Linked DNA regions of Homo sapiens: region 2 is linked to region 1. Evidence: read pairs that join two places in POLR2A ChIA-PET (ENCODE). Cell type or tissue: endothelial cell of umbilical vein. All regions are shown on one strand.

Region 1 (8,000 bases):
GGAGGATCACTTGAGCATGGCAGTTTGAGGCTGCTGTGAGCCATGATCATACCACTACACTCAGGCCTCAGCAACAGAGTAAGACTGTCTCAAAAAAAGAAAAAAAAAAAGAGAAGGAAAGAAAAGAAAAGAAAAAAGAGAAAATCAGCCCATGATATTTCCTCACTTCAGAATGTCAGCCAGTTAGCAACAATCCTATTCTAGTTACCACATGCCTGAAAGTCAATCAAGTAACAACAGCCTCACTCCAAATACAAGGTATCCATGGCTGAAAGTAAAACGATCTCTAAATACTCTTTTTTCTTAAAGTTTTTCAGTCTTGGAATTCCATGCTTCTGTGTGAATATCTCTTGCTTTGTTCAGAGAGGTTGTACATTGTATTACAGGGCTCCCTTCCTTAACAAGCAAAAATTCAGCTTTTTTATGGTTATTGTATTTGAATACTTGTATCTTTCTTAGACGAACTGAAAATATGAATATGTGGATAAATCTAAATGAATACTGGCTATATGAAATACGAATAATAATGTCTTGTGAGATTTAAGTATGTAAAAAGAACTGAAACACAAACAAAAATAACACAAAGTATGGGGGAAGCTAAACTAAGAACAAAATAAATTTTGAAATGTTTGGAAAGTAAATACTACATCTTCTAAATAATCCTGAGTCAAAAGACAAACCACAATGGAAATTTAAAACTGTCTTGCCTTTCTGCCCCTGGACGCCGCCGAAGAAGCATCATTAAAGTCTCTCTTCTCCCGGCCGTCTTGTCTAACTCAGAGTCTCCTAAAGAGCCCAAACAGTTGAGGAAGCTCTTCCTTGGACGGTTGAGCTTAGAAACAAGCAACGAGAGCCTGAGAAGCCATTTTGAGCAATGAGGAATGCTCATGGACTGTGTGGTAATGAGATCCAAATACCAAGCACTCCAGGGGCTTTGGGTTTGTCTCACATGCCACTGCGGAGAAGGTGGATGCAGCCATGAATGCAAGGCCACAAAAGGTGGATGGAAGAGTTGTGGAACCAAAGAGAGCTGTCTCAAGAGAAGATTCTCAAAGACCAGGTGCCCACTTAACTGTGAAAAAGATATTTGTTGGTGGCATTAAAGAAGACACTGAAGAACATCACCTAAGAGATTATTTTGAACAGTATGGAAAAAATGAAGTGATTGAAATCATGACTGAGGCAGTGGCAAGAAAAGAGGCTTTGCCTTTGTAACCTTTGACAATCATAACTCCATGGATAAAACTGTCATTCAGAAATAGCATACTGTGAATGGCCACAACTGTGAAGTTAGGAAAGCCCTGTCAGACCAAGAGATGGCTAGGGCTTCATCCAGCCAAAGAGGTCAAAGTAGTTCTGGAAACTTTGGTGGTGGTCATGGAGGTGGTTTCAGTGGGAATGACAACTTTGGTCACGGAGGAAACTTCAGTGGTCATGATGGCTTTGGTGGCAGCTGTGGTGGTGATGGATATGGTGGCAGTGGGGATGGCTATAATGGGTTTGGTAATGATGGTGGTTATGGAGGAGGTGGCCCTGGTTACTCCGGAGGAAGCAGAGGCTATGGAAGTGTTGGACAGGGTTATGGAAGCCAGGGCAGTGGCTATGGTGGGAGTGGCAGCTATAATAGCTATAACAACGGAGGTGGAGGCAGCTTTGGTGGTGGTAGTGGAAGCAGTTTTGGAGGTAGTGGAAGCTACAATGATTTTGGCAATTACAACAATCAGTCTTCAAATTTTGGACCCACGAAGGGAGGAAACTTTGGAGGCAGAAGTTCTGTCCCCTGTGGTGGTGGAGGCCAATACTTCGTCAAACCACAAAACCAAGGTGGCTATGGAGGTTCCAGTAGCAGCAGTAGCTATGACAGTGGCAGATTTTAATTAGGAAACAAAGCTTAGCAGGAGAGGAGATCCAGAGAAGTGACAGGGAAGCTACAGGTTACAACAGATTTGTGAACTCAGCCAAGCACAGTGGTAGCAGGGCCTAGGTGCTACAAAGAAGACATATTTTAGACAAATACTGATGAGTATGGGCAAAAAACTCGAGGACTGTTATTTGTGACTAACTCTATAACAGGTTATTTTAGTTTGTGTTCTGTGAAAAGTGTAAAGCATTCCAACAAAGGGTTTTAATGTAGTTTTTTTTTTTTGGCACCCATGCTGTTGATTGCTAAATGTAATAGTCTGATTGTGATGCTGAATAAATGTCTTTAAAAACAAAACAAAACAAAACAAACTATGTCTTAAACTAAATAATAAAAATTATGCAAAACATGGGATGCAGCCAAAGCTGGCTTCTTATGACTCAATTCTATTGGGTTTCCTCCTACTTCTATTGTCCTACTATCTCTCGTTACCCTTTAAAATGTTGGGGATCCATTCTTAGTCCTTAGTTATTCCCATTGTATATTTCCCCCCCAAGGTGATCTCATCAAAATTCATGGCTTTAACTAACACATATACTAGTATCTTCCAAAATTTTTTTTTTAATTTTTTTTTTTTTTTTTTTTTGAGACGGAGTCTCACTCTGTCGCCCAGGCTGGAGTACAGTGGCGCGATCTCAGCTCACTGCAAGCTCTGCGTCCCGGCTTCACGCCATTCTCCTGCCTCAGCCTCCAGAGTAGCTGGGACTACAGGCGCCCACCACCAAGCCCGGCTAATTTTTTTTGTATTTGTAGTAGAGACGGAATTTCACGGTGTTAGCCAGGATGGTCTTGATCTCCTGACCTCGTGATCCGCCCACCTCGGCCTCTCAAAGTGCTGGGATTACAGGCGTGAGCCACCGCACCCAGCCTCTTTTTTTTTTTTTACTTTTTTTTTTTTTTTTTTTGAAACAGAGTCTCACTCTCTCCCCTAGGCTGGGGTGCAAGGGTGCAATCTCTGCTCACTGCAAACTCTGCCTCCCGGGTTCAAGCGATTCTCCCGCCTCAGCCTCCTGAATAGTGGGGATTACAGGCATGTGCCACCATGACCAGCGCTAATTTTTTTCTTTTTTCTTTTTTTTTTTTTGAGACGGAGTCTCATTCTGTCGCCCAGGCGGGAGTGCAGTGGCACGATCTCCGCTCACTGCAAACTCCACCTCCTGGGTTCACGCCATTCTCCTGCCTCAGCTTCCAGAGTAGCTGGGACTACAGGCGCCTGCCACCACGCCCGGCTAAGTTTTTTGTATTTTTGGTAGAGATGGGATTTCACCATGTTAGCCAAGATGGTCTCAAACCACTGACCTCAGGTGACCCACCTGCCTCGGCCTCCCAAAGTGCTAGAATTATAGGTTTGAGCCACCGTGCCTGGCGTCTTCCAAAATTTCATCCAAGATTTTTCTCCCACATTCCTGACATGCCTGTTGAACAAGTCCACTTAATTGTGCCATAGCTACTCGAAAGTCAGTATGTCTAATACTAAATACACAATCTCCCTTCCCCATACTTTTCCTTCTCCTGTATTCTCTAATCTTAATAAATTGGATGACCCATTTACAGTCCAATCAGGAACACAGCCATCCCACAATACTCTCTCTCACACACACAATTGTGTAGCCTACATTTTTTAAATCTCTTATTTTTCTTTCCTCTTCTCCATTCCCATGTCTTAGGATAGGTCCTCATCATTTCTCAACTTATTCCTGTAGTAGATTCCTGTATTAGTCCATTTTCATGCTGCTAATAAAGACATACCCGAGACTGGGCAATTCACAGAAGAAAGAGGTTTAATGGACTTACAGTTCCACGTGGCTGTGGAGGCCTCACAACCATAGCAGAAGGTGAAAGGCATGTCTCACATGGAGGTAGACAAGAGAAGAAAGCTTGTGTAGGGAAACACCCCATTATAAAACCATCAGATCTCATGAGACTTATTCCCTACCATGAGAACAGCATGGGAAAGACCTGCTCCCATGATTCAATTACCTCCCACTGGGTCCCTCCCACAACACATGGGAATTCAAGATGAGATCTGGGTGGGGACACAGCCAAACCATATCATTCTGTCCCTGGCCCCTCCCAAATCTCCACACTTCAAAACCAACCATGCCTTCCCAACAGTCCCCCCAAAGTCTTAATTCATTTCAGCATTAACTTAAAAGTCCACATTCCAAAGTCTCATCTGAAACAAGACCAGTCCTTTCTGCCTATGAGCCTGTAAAATCAAAAGCAAGTTAGTCACTTCCTAGACACGAAGGGGGTACAGGCATTGGGTAAATACAGGCATTCTAAATGGGAGAAATTGGCCAAAACAAAGGGCCTACAAGCCCCATGCAAATCCAAAATCTAGCAGGAGAGTCCATTTTTTTTTTTTTTTTTTTTTTTGAGACAGAGATTTGCTCTTCTTGCCCAGGCTGGAGTGCAACGGTGCGATCTTGGCTCACTGCAACCTCTGCCTCCCAGGTTCAAGTGACTCTCCTGCCTCGGCCTCCTGAGTAGCTGAAACTACAGGTGCATGCCACCACGACTGGCTAATTTTGTACTTTTAGTAGAGATAGAGTTTCACCATGTTGGCCAGGCTGGTCTCAAACTCCTGACCTCAGGTGATCCGCCTGCCTCAGCCTCCCAAAGTGCTGGGATTACAGGCATGAGCCACTGTGCCTGGACAGCAGTCAAATCTTAAAGGTCCAAAATGACCTTCTTTGACTCCACGTGTCACATCCAGGTCATGCTGATGCAAGAGATGGGCTCCCATGGTCTTGGGCAGCTCCACCCCTGTGGTTTTGTGCGGTACAGCCTCCCGGCTGCTTTCATGGTCTGGCAATGAGTGTCTGTGGCTTTTCCAGGTGCATGGTGAAAACTGTTGGTGGATCTACCATTCTGGGGTCTGGAGGACAGTGGCCCTCTTCTCATAACTCCACTAGGCTGTGCCCCAGTAGAGACTCTGTGTGGGGTCTCTGACCCCACATTTCCCTGCTGCACTTCCCTAGCAGAGGTTTTCCATGAGGGCCCTGCCCCTGCAGCAAACTTCTGCCTGGGCATCCAGGCGTTTCCATACATCCTCTGAAATCTGGGTGGAGGTTCCCAAACCCCAGTTCTTGACTTCTGTACACCCGCAGGTTCAATACCACATGGAAGCTGCCAAGGCTTGAGGCTTGCACCCTCTGAAGCCACAGCCTGAGCTCTATGTTGGCCCCTTTCAGCCACAGCTAGAGCAGCTGGGACACAGGGCACCAAATCCCTAGGCTACTCACAGCATGGGGACCCTGGACCCAGCCCACGAAACCATTTTTACCTCCTAGGCCTCCAGGCTTATGATGGGAAGGGGCTGCCATGAAGACCTATGACATGCCCTGAAGACATTTTCCCCATGGTCTCGGGGGATTAACAGTTGGCTCCCCATTACTTAAGTAAATTTCTGCAGCCAGCTTGACTTTCTCCTCAGAAAATGGGATTTTCTTTTCTTTTTTTTTTTTTTTTTTTTTTTTTTTGAGACGGAGTCTCGCTCTGTCGCCCAGGCCGGACTGCGGACTGCAGTGGCGCAATCTCGGCTCACTGCAAGCTCCGCTTCCCGGGTTCACGCCATTCTCCTGCCTCAGCCTCCCGAGTAGCTGGGACTACAGGCGCCCGCCACCGCGCCCGGCTAATTTTTTGTATTTTTAGTAGAGACGGGGTTTCACCTTGTTAGCCAGGATGGTCTCGATCTCCCGACCTCATGATCCACCCGCCTCGGCCTCCCAAAGTGCTGGGATTACAGGCGTGAGCCACCGCGCCCGGCGGGATTTTCTTTTCTATCGCATTGTCAGGCTGCAAATTTTACAAACTTTTATGCTCTGTTTCCCTTTTAAAACTGAATGCCTTTAACAGCACTCAAGTCACCTCTTGAATGCTTTGTTGCTTAGAAATTTATTCTGCCAGATACCCTAAATCATCTCTCTCAAGTTCAAAGTTCCACAAATCTCTAGGATGGGGCAAAATGCTGCCAGTCCCTTTGCTAAAATATAACAAGAGTCACCTTTGCTCCAGTTCCCAAGAAGTTCCTCATCTCCATCTGAGACCACCTTAGCCTGGATTTCATTGTCCATATCATTATTAGCATCTTGTTCAAAGCCATTCAACAAGTCTCTAGGGAGTTTCAAACTTTCCCACATTTTCCTGTCTTCTTCTAAGCCCTCCAAACCATTTCAACTTCTGCCTGTTACCCAGTTCCAAAGTCGCTTCCACATTTTCAGGTATCTTTTCAGCAGCACCCTACTCTACTGGTACCAATTTACTGTATTAGTCCATTTTCATTCTGCTGATAAAGACATACTCAAGACTGAATAATTTATATGGGAAAAGGGGTTTATTGGACTTATAGTTCCATGCGGCTGGGGAAGCCTCATAATCATGGTGGAAGGCAAGGAGGAGCAAGTCACATCTTAAGTGTATGGCAGCAGGCAAAGAGAGAGCTTGTGCAGGGAAACTCTACCTTATAAAGCCATCAGATCTTGTGAGACTTATTCACTATCATGAGAACAGCATGGGAAAGACCTGGCCTCATGATTCAATTATCTCCCAATGGGTCCCTCCCACAACATGTGGAAATTCAAGATGAGATTTGGGTGGGGACACAGCCAAGCCATATCAGTGAAAATTAATAGAGAATAGAAAAACAATATAGAAAATCAAGAAATCCAAAAGCTGGTTCTTTGAAAAGATCCACAAAATTGATAAACCTTTAGCTAGTTTGACCAAGAAAAAATTAAGACTCAAATTATTAGAATCAGAAACTTAAAAGTTGTAGGGCATTACTACCAACTGTGGAGAAATAAAAAGGATTATAAAGTGGACGATTTTTTTTTTTTTTGAAATATACGGACAACCAAAACTGAATCAAAACAAACCAAGAAAAAAAAGACAATATAGATAGACCTCTTAAAGAGCAGGTTAAGTCCGTAATCAAAAACCCACCTATGAAGCTAAGCCCAGGCCCAGATGGCTTTACCACTAAATATTATCAAGCATTCAAAAAGAATTAGCACCAGTTCTTTACAAACTCTTCCAAAATAACAGAAAAGGAGGAAAATCTTCCCAGCCCATTTCATGAATCCAGTATTATGCTGACACCAAAACCAGATAAAGATATCACAAGAAAGAAAAGCTACAGATAAATATATCTTATAACTATAGATGCAAACTCCTCAACCAAATACCTGCAAACCAAAGCTAGAAACATATAAAAAGAATTATATACCATGATCAAGTAGGTTACGTTTTTTTGAGACAGTGTCTCTCTCTGTCACCCAGGCTGGAGTAAAGTGGTGTGGCTATACCTCACTGCAGCCTCTAACTCCTGGGCTCAAGGCATCCTCCTGCCTCAGCCTTCTGAGTAGCTATGTAGCTATGTGTACAGGATCTCACTATGTTGCCCAGGCTGTCTCGAATTCCTGGCTTCAAGTAATCCTCCTGCCTTGGCCTCCCAAAGCATTGAGATTACAGGCATGACCCATCACTCCCAGCCCGAAGTAGGATTGATCCTAGGCAAGGAAGATTGGATTAATATCCAAAAATCAATGTAATATATCCTACTGATAGAATAAAAGACAAAAGACACACAATTATCTCAATGAATACAGAGAAAGCATTTTTAAAAAAAAATCCCACACATTTTCATGTAAAAGAATTCAATAGGAATAGAACAGAATTTCCTAAACCTGATAAAAAGCATCTATGAAAAACCCACAGCTAACATCACACTTAATCGGCAAAGACTCATGCTTTCCTACTAAGGACAAGAATAAGACAAGAATATCTACTCCCACCATTTCTGTTCAACATTGTACTGGAGGTTCTTGCCAGGGCGATTAGGCCAGAAAAATAAATACAAGAATCCAGGCCACCATGGCTCACGCCTATAATCCCAGCACTTTGGGAGGCTGAGATGGGTGGATCACAAGGTCAGGAGTTCGAGACCAGCCTGGCCAACATGGTGAAACCCCATCTCTACTAAAAATACAAAAATTAGCCTGGCATGTGGCAGATGCCTGTAATCCCAGCTACTGGCAGATGCCTGTAATCAAGCTGGGGCAGGAGAATCGCTTGA
Region 2 (8,000 bases), 210 kb before region 1:
CTCTACTAAAAACACAAAAAAAATTAGCTGGGCGTGGTGGCAGGCGCCTGTAGTCCCAGCTACTCAGGAAGCTGAGGCAGGAGAATGGCGTGAACCTGGGAGGCGCAGGTTGCAGTGAGCCGAGGTTGCGCCACCGCACTCCAGCCTGGGCGACAGAGCGAGACTCCATCACAAAAAAAAAAAAAAAAAAAGAACCTAGATACTCTCTAGAAAAAGCAAGTCCTTCTCTATCCTAATGAACATAAATTCAATTCAAGAAACATTTATGGAACACATCCCATAAGCAAACAGGGCACTGAGTGCTACCATACACAGGCTGGGAAAGAGGGGCAGGGCACGAGAGAAGTGATGTTCACTGAGCACCCCGTGTCGGGCACAGTGCTAGGTTATCTGCATGTGTTTCTTCATTTGAACATCAGAACAGGTGTCCTAGGTAGGTGATACTACGTCTTCTTTCACTTAGCATAATGCTTTTACAGAGTGGTTAAGTTATCCAATGTCCATCAGTAAATGGCAGGGTGCAGATTTGAACTTAAGCCAGTCTATGTTCTCTGTGCTCTACCACACCACCTCCCAGTCAGACAGGATCCCTGTCCCTAAGGGGCACTCAGTCCTCAGTCAGGGAAACTGTGTGTGTGCAGCTAGCCATGAAAGGAGGCAAGAGCTGCATGCTCCTCAGAAGGGACAAAAAGGCCAGGGTTTGAGAGAAAAAGATGAACTTCCAAACTGAGATTGAACTTGAGCTTAAATGAAGGGAGTGCCAAATTTTAACCATTATGAATTAGACCCCATTTCCTACCATATAGTCATTGCTGAAGTAAGTGTACTCTATGGTCATTTAATAGCATTGATCTTTGGTGATGTCAACTGGCATTAACATGAGTAAAGAGGACCCCATCAGACCAAGCTGTAACAAGCTGAACTAAGTGGTTTATCGTCTGGGATCTGCCTAGAGCAAACTGAAACAATAATTGTACAAACAGATGTAGGCTTGTTTTTCTGGCTCATATGCATCACACATTTAATATCAGCAAATGTTCCTTCTGTGGCAAAAATCTATAGCTGCTCACTTTCAAAGATGGCTGGCATGAATGTGGCTTATATAATTATATAATATATAAATGCCTGTGTGTATAACCTTTCTTGGTTGCAAAAAAGAAATTCTAAAACTCCAGATAGCTATACTGGGCCATACAAGATGTTATTTCAGGAAACCAAAGACCTGGACTCAAATTTTTGCATAGTTTATGCAATTCACATGTATACTTGAACTACCTTTTAAGTTTATCTTCACTTAAAATGAGGCTGAGAATGAGTGAATTCTTTCAATAAGCTGCAATAATAAGTAAATCAATATTAATATCATAAATTTTTTAAGCTGGGGAGATTACTAGTTCAAATCAGTCTTCACAGGTGGACAAGCTCAGGGCACAAAAGGTAACTTGTTTAAACTTGCTAGTCAGTGGTAAAGACTAGGCCCTAGATTATAGCACTCACAGACCAGTGCTTTTTACATTATGCCCTACTGCCTATGTTTAGCTGTTTAATAGATAATATACAGAAACATTTTTAAAAAGCTATATCTTCTTTCTTGACAAATATGATTTAAGAAAGATGCACTGTTGACACATATTTAAATGCATCCTGATAGCTTTCACTCTGAATTTCACTTTAAATTTGTATCACATCTGAAAGCAAGTATGTGTAGTAAATTTAAGCAATTAGTTGAAAATAAGTCTTCCCCTTCTAACAGTAACCTAGAGCCTTACTACTCAAAAGTGGTGTTCACTCATCAGCAGCATCAGCATTAGTTGGAAGCTTGCTAGACATGAAGAGCTTTGGTCCCTACCCCAGATATGCTGGATAAGAATCTGCATTTTAACAAGATTCCCAGGTGACCTGTATACACATTATAGTTTGAGAAGCACTGCTCTACCAGATTTATTCTTCTGTAGTTATAAATGACTGACTCCCTCACAGTTGTTTGGAAATACACCAAGATGGAACTACAGGTTAGTCTCAACAAACATGTTCATGATTTATGAAACATGAACAAATGCCCCAAATCACTTCACATCCACTAGAATGGCTATAATAAAAAAGACATGATTACAATTGTTGGCAAGAACAGCAAATGTTGACATGGACAAACTGGAGTACTCTTAAATTGTTGGTAGGAATGTAAAATGGCACCACTGCTCTGGAAAATATCCTGGTAGTTCCTCAAAATGTTAAACATAGGGTTGCCATATGCTTATCTAGTTACATACTAAGATAAATGAAAACATGGGAAGGAGTAAGAAAACGGCATAGGGCAGAACTCTGGGAGACACCACAGGGAGCAAGCCTACAAATTACGTCGGGAGGTAGGAGGAAAAAAGATCATGGCATCACAAAACCCAAAGGAAGATTATGTTTCAAGAAGGAACACAAGATTACTTTCAAATATTGCTGAGCAATCAGGTACTGTAAGGTTAAAACATGCCAACCTAATTTAGCAACATGGGAATAGATGGTGACTTGAAGGATAATCACTGTAGTATTGTTTAAAGTCACATGAAATCTTAAAAATAGATATTCATCAGAACTATTTAAATCAGTGTGGCATATCCATACTCTGCAGGAGTTTAAAGCAATGAGGTAGGTTTGTAAGTATTGAAATGGAAAGGTGCTGAACAGTATGTGTATCATGTTCTCATGTATGTGTTTAGTTTCTAGGAAGGATACACAAGAAACTGCTTATGATGGGAGTTGGATTAGAAGAGGCAAGGATATCTTATTTCCGTAACTTTCAGAACTACTTGAATTTTAAAATCCTGCATATGTAGTACTTTCATAATTTTCAAAAGCAAAACATGTTTGTCTACATAGGGGATGAAAAACAAGTGTGGTAGCTAGAGAGGACTTTGGGATTAAAAAAATTTGGAATGTTTAAATTTTGTTTAGACGGAAGGTACACTAACATGTTTAAATGCTTATGAGAACACTCCAGTAGAAAGAGGCTGAAGATACAGACAGCAGGAGAGGACTGTATCCTAAGCATACTTCCAGTCCCAAGCCTTTTGAATAAGGGATATTCAACCTGCATGGTAAGTACAGGTTGCTTTAGAATAGGAATAGAAAAAGGGGTAGAAAAAGAAAACTTTCTTAAGAAATATACCTTAAGGAGTTCATTATGATACAGTAAAGATTTTACCTTTGTAACTTCTCTTCGTGGGGTATAAATTAATAGTATAAAACTACATGACAGAAAAAGTTTGAGGACTCAGATTTCCTGACTTCAAAACTTATTAAATAGCTAGAGTAATCAAGACAATGTGACGCTGGTATAGGAACAGACACATAGAGAATAGGATTAAGAATCCAGAAATAAACCCTATCTTTATGTCAGCTGATTTTCAATAAGGATGCCAAGACAATTCATGGGGAAAGAATCATCGTTTCAACAACTAGTGCTGGTACAGCTGAATGTCCACATGCAAAAGAATAAAGATGGACTCTATCTCACACCATAACAAATTAACTCAAAATGGATCAAAGGCCTAAATGTAAGAGCTAAAATTATAAAATGCTTAGGTGAAAACACAAGTGTAAATCTTTGTAACTTTTGGTCAGACAATGGCTTATTAGGGGAGACCAAGAGCTCAAGCAACCAAATAAAAAAATCGATTGGATTTTATTAAAAACAAACTTTTGTGCTGCAATGGACACCATTAAGTGAAAAAGAAAAACAGAAGAGTAGAAAATTTGAAAATAATATATCTCATAAGGGACTTGTAATATGATATTTTCTTATATCTGAATAACAAAAGACAACCTACTTTTAAAATGGGCAAAGGATCTGAATATCTTGTCAGAGAAGATAAATCACCAATAAGCACATGAAAAGACACCCAACATCATTAGCCATCAGGGATATGGAAAGAAAACCCTTCATATCCACTAGCATGGCCATAATCAAAAGAACAGGCAATAAGTGTTGGTGAAGATATGGAGAACTGGAACCCTCATACACTGCTGGGGGGTACATAAAATGTTGCAGCCACTTTGAATGACAGTATGCCAATTCCACAAAATGTTAAAAGCAGAATTACCATACGATCCAGAAACTCCACTCCTAGTTATATATCTAAGAAAAACTAAAACATGTTCACAGAAAACCTTGTACTTGAACATTCTTAGCAGCATAATAGCCAAAATGTGAAAGCAGCCCAAATTCCCACCAACTGATGAATGGATAAATAAGATGTGGTATATCATAGAAGGGAATATTATTCAGCCATAGAAAGGAATAAAGTACTGGTTCATACTACAACAAGGATGAATTTTGAAGACATTATTAATGCTAGGTGAAAGAAGACAATCACAGAAAACCACATACTGTGTGCCATTTAACAGACAAATCTGTAGAGACAGAAAGCAGATTAGTAAGTAGCTGCCTAAGGCTGTGAGAGGACAGGGAAGGAGTATGACTGCTAATGGTCATGGGTGGTTTTTTTTGAGAGCGTGATGAAAATATTCTAAAATAGACTGTAGTGATAGCTGCACAGCTGTGTATCCTAAAAACATTGAATTGTGCATTTTAAATAGTGAATTATAATGGTATATCAATTATATTCCAATAAAGCTGTATTTAAAAAAAAAGACAAGAGAAACAAAATATAAAAGCCTACTTTATCCTGAAACTAAATTCATGCATTAAGTAAGCTACATTTCTGGAAGAGACCATTCTATGAAATACAGAATGACTTTATCATTCTCATACAAAAGTAACCACAGTCTGAAGGAAATGTGTCACTTAGAAGGTTCATCTTCCCTAGATCTGCTTTTGAACAAGTCTTCTAGACTTAAGCTCTTTATTTTCAATGTAACACACCAAAGTAAAGAGGCCTGGCAGCCAAATTTCGTGATTCACAGACATTGTCCTGCTGCTTTCAGGATGCTCGTAATATATTCAGGAAACCTGAAACAATTAGATTCTATGCCAGGATTACTGCTTTCTGCCAAAGCAATGTGAATGAAGAAACCAGTCTAGACTATGCGACAAATATAGAGCTTAAAATTATGACTAAGTTACAGGAAAATCCCAATTTTCTGTATCTCTAAGAGAGGTTTAATCATTTTTAAAATTCTAGGCTCAGGATTCTCTTCTGAAGCAATAAGTAATTATGTTTTCATTTTAAAATCAACATATATTTTATGTATATGTATTCTACAACTGCTGAGAGAGGTCATTAACCACAAGTATTCTGGGGTGCAAATCCACTCATAACTCTAGTACAAAGCCCAGAAAGTCAAATTTATCATCAACAGTAACAGCTACAGCAAGCTGTTAAGAGACAGGCAATATCAAAATATGTAAATTGAGACAATTTTGCTTTCTAAAAATGAAAGGACTTCCTTATGCAAACCTGTCCCAATAACCTGCATTAGACATTTACCTTTTGAGTCCTGTTTGTGCCAGTATTTTTTTCCTGAGCACCCAGTACTTCTGGCTTATGAACTTCTACTTTCGTTCCATTTACAAGGCCTGAAGGCTGCCAAGAATCATCCCATGTATCTTTAGGGGTAGAAAAACACCAGTCCTATAATGAAAAAATGGCAACAACAGACTGAGATAAAGTGCAACATGACCCAAAAAGAGGATAACTTGGGCAAGATAAATGCAAGAAAGCAATACATATTTTTAAAAAAGGTATTTATTAACTTTCTATATCAGTTTGACTTTCCTCCTTGCTTTATTGGTCCATACCCAGTATCTTGAACTCTGAACACATGGATCTCAAAAATAAATACAACTCTGTTTGTAGTCTTTCCTTTAATATCTTTTTCATGGCTAGATGATTTTTTTCATGATCACCTAGTACTTAAATAGCACAAACATGAAGGAGCAACATAATTTCAGATACTTATTCTTATAGCCAGTGGAAAATAAATTTCAAATATATATAGTTAGGCCTAATATTAGCAAATATGCTGACTCCAGAAATCCAGGGGTTATATTACAAGGCTAAAGCAACAACAGTAGAATTAGAGAAAATGGTTTCTTTCATTTATTTATAGATCCTAAGGGCCTTGACTAGGGGCCAATGATAAAACAAAAATCACAATGATTAAAAGGGCAGATATGCAAAAATTGGCCTATGGTTTATTGTCCCATGATGAATCCTCTGTCCCACTACATGTCACTGCCATTTTTTAAAATCATGTATTCTTTGAATTATGGCCTGATAAATACTTTTGAATTCCAGAATATATAGCTTTCTTGGACCTAGACAATTAAATTTAAATTTCCTTTTCTCAGTACTGATTTGCTTTCTTTTCCTATTTTTTTTTAGATAGGGTCTTACTCTGTCACCCAAGCTGGTGGAATGTAGTGGCATGATCTTGGCTCACTGCAACCTCCAGCTCCCAGGCTCAAGCACTGATCCTCCTACCTCAACCTTCCAAGTAGCTGGGAGAGCAAGTGCACACCACCACACCTGGCTATTTTTAGTAGAGACAGGGTCTCACCATGTTGCCCAGGCTGGTCATGAACTCCTGAGCTCAACTGATCCACCCACCTTGGCCTCCCAAACTGCTAGGATTACAGGCTTGAGCCGCAGTGCCCGGCCTGATTTGCTTTCTATTTTTCCAAGGATCTAACCTTCTGTGGCATTTCTTTACATGATGAATACTGATTCTTTCCACCAAGGCTTGCAGTAAATAGATGGGAGGCAGCATCACCTCCTTTTCCCATCTTAGCCTGTAGAGGTAACCAGTTCTCATCCCAAATATCATCACCTATGGTCACTGACTCCAGGCATGGCATTCCAGTGGGGATCTCATCCTAAAATGTAACAGAAGACAAAGAAAAACTATCATTTATAGTTCCTATATGAGCACATAAAATTTAGGTTTTATAGTTTTTTCCTGACTCCAGGTAAAGATGACAGTTTGAATTCACAATTTATTAATTTCCCTTCTGAAATGCCACCAAAATAATAAAGAGATTTAGGATATAATCTTTATAGTCAAAGAGAACAGAAGAGGAGAAAGCACCATCTACTTTCTGGGTACAGGAAAGCAGACAAGTGACAACCGATTAAGCAGTCCTGAGAAAGTGGAATCCTGAGCTTGTAGTGAAAAAATTGAGAAGCAACCCAAATCTATACAATATATACCTCAAAAACTCAGAAATTTGTACTAAAAGGTTTTTGGAATTGAGGGGGTAAAATGGGAATGAAAACAAGCACACTGGCTGAAAGTCTGTGTAAGCAGGACTTAGATCTCCAGATACTCTCCCCTATTCCAAGAACTCAGGCAACTACATCTCTTCTATCTGTCAGAAGACCAGAAATATTCTGGAGGGTAAAACTGAGGATGGAGCAATCATAATAAAAAATTATTAAGGAATCAAATGAAAGTTTTTATAATGAATATTGAGATCCCTGGCTGTCTTTTCAATAGCAGAACAGAAATGAAAGAATGCATGAACTTGAAGACAGATCCCTAGAAATGATAAAATCTAAACAAAAGAGAAAAAAAGATTGGGGGGAAAAAAACAAAAAAAACAACCAAACAAAAAACTCAAAACAGAGCCTCAGGGACTGTGGAACAATACCAAAAGATATAACATTTGTGTCATCAGAGTCTCACAAGGAGAACAGAAAGAATATAATGCAGAAAAATAATTTGAAGAAATATGGCTGAAAACATCCAAAATTTGGTGAAAGACATAAATCTACAGATTCAAGAAGTTCACCAAAACCCAAACTGGATAAACCTAAAGAAATCCATGCCCAGACAGGTTCTACTCAAGTTGCTGAAAACTAAAGACAAAGAACTATCTTGAATGTAGCCAAAGAAAAATAACACATTACTTATAAAGGAAGAACAATTTCAATTACTGTGGATTTTGCATCAGAAACCATGAAGGGCAGAAAGGAGAAGAATGAAACTGTTAAAGTGCTAAAAGAGAAGAAATGGGAACCCAGGTTTCTATATACAGCCAAAATATC

What was found. Peaks named below come from ENCODE experiments on the same cell type or tissue, not always from the same donor. Only the 100,000 strongest peaks of a DNase experiment are listed, where the experiment ranks them.
Region 2: POLR2A ChIA-PET joins it to region 1 with 6 read pairs; 2 of 35 experiments call an interaction of 5 or more read pairs at or near these places.

Annotation. Positions count from the first base shown.
Region 1 is chr1:179,450,101-179,458,100 of GRCh38, reverse strand. All of the region lies in intron 16 of AXDND1 (axonemal dynein light chain domain containing 1), which reads right to left. It also overlaps the pseudogene HNRNPA1P54. Among named protein-coding and RNA genes, the nearest start is that of AXDND1, 88 kb to the right of the region's middle. In endothelial cell of umbilical vein, no CTCF peak of the experiment used is centred here; no DNase peak of the experiment used is centred here.
Region 2 is chr1:179,660,933-179,668,932 of GRCh38, reverse strand. TDRD5 (tudor domain containing 5) reads right to left here. Exons shown (of 18, transcript NM_001199085.3): 15 at 6,647-6,829; 16 at 5,442-5,585. Among named protein-coding and RNA genes, the nearest start is that of TDRD5, 73 kb to the right of the region's middle. In endothelial cell of umbilical vein, no CTCF peak of the experiment used is centred here; a DNase peak (open chromatin) is centred at 4,902; H3K27ac peaks cover 1,541 bases; H3K27me3 peaks cover 166 bases.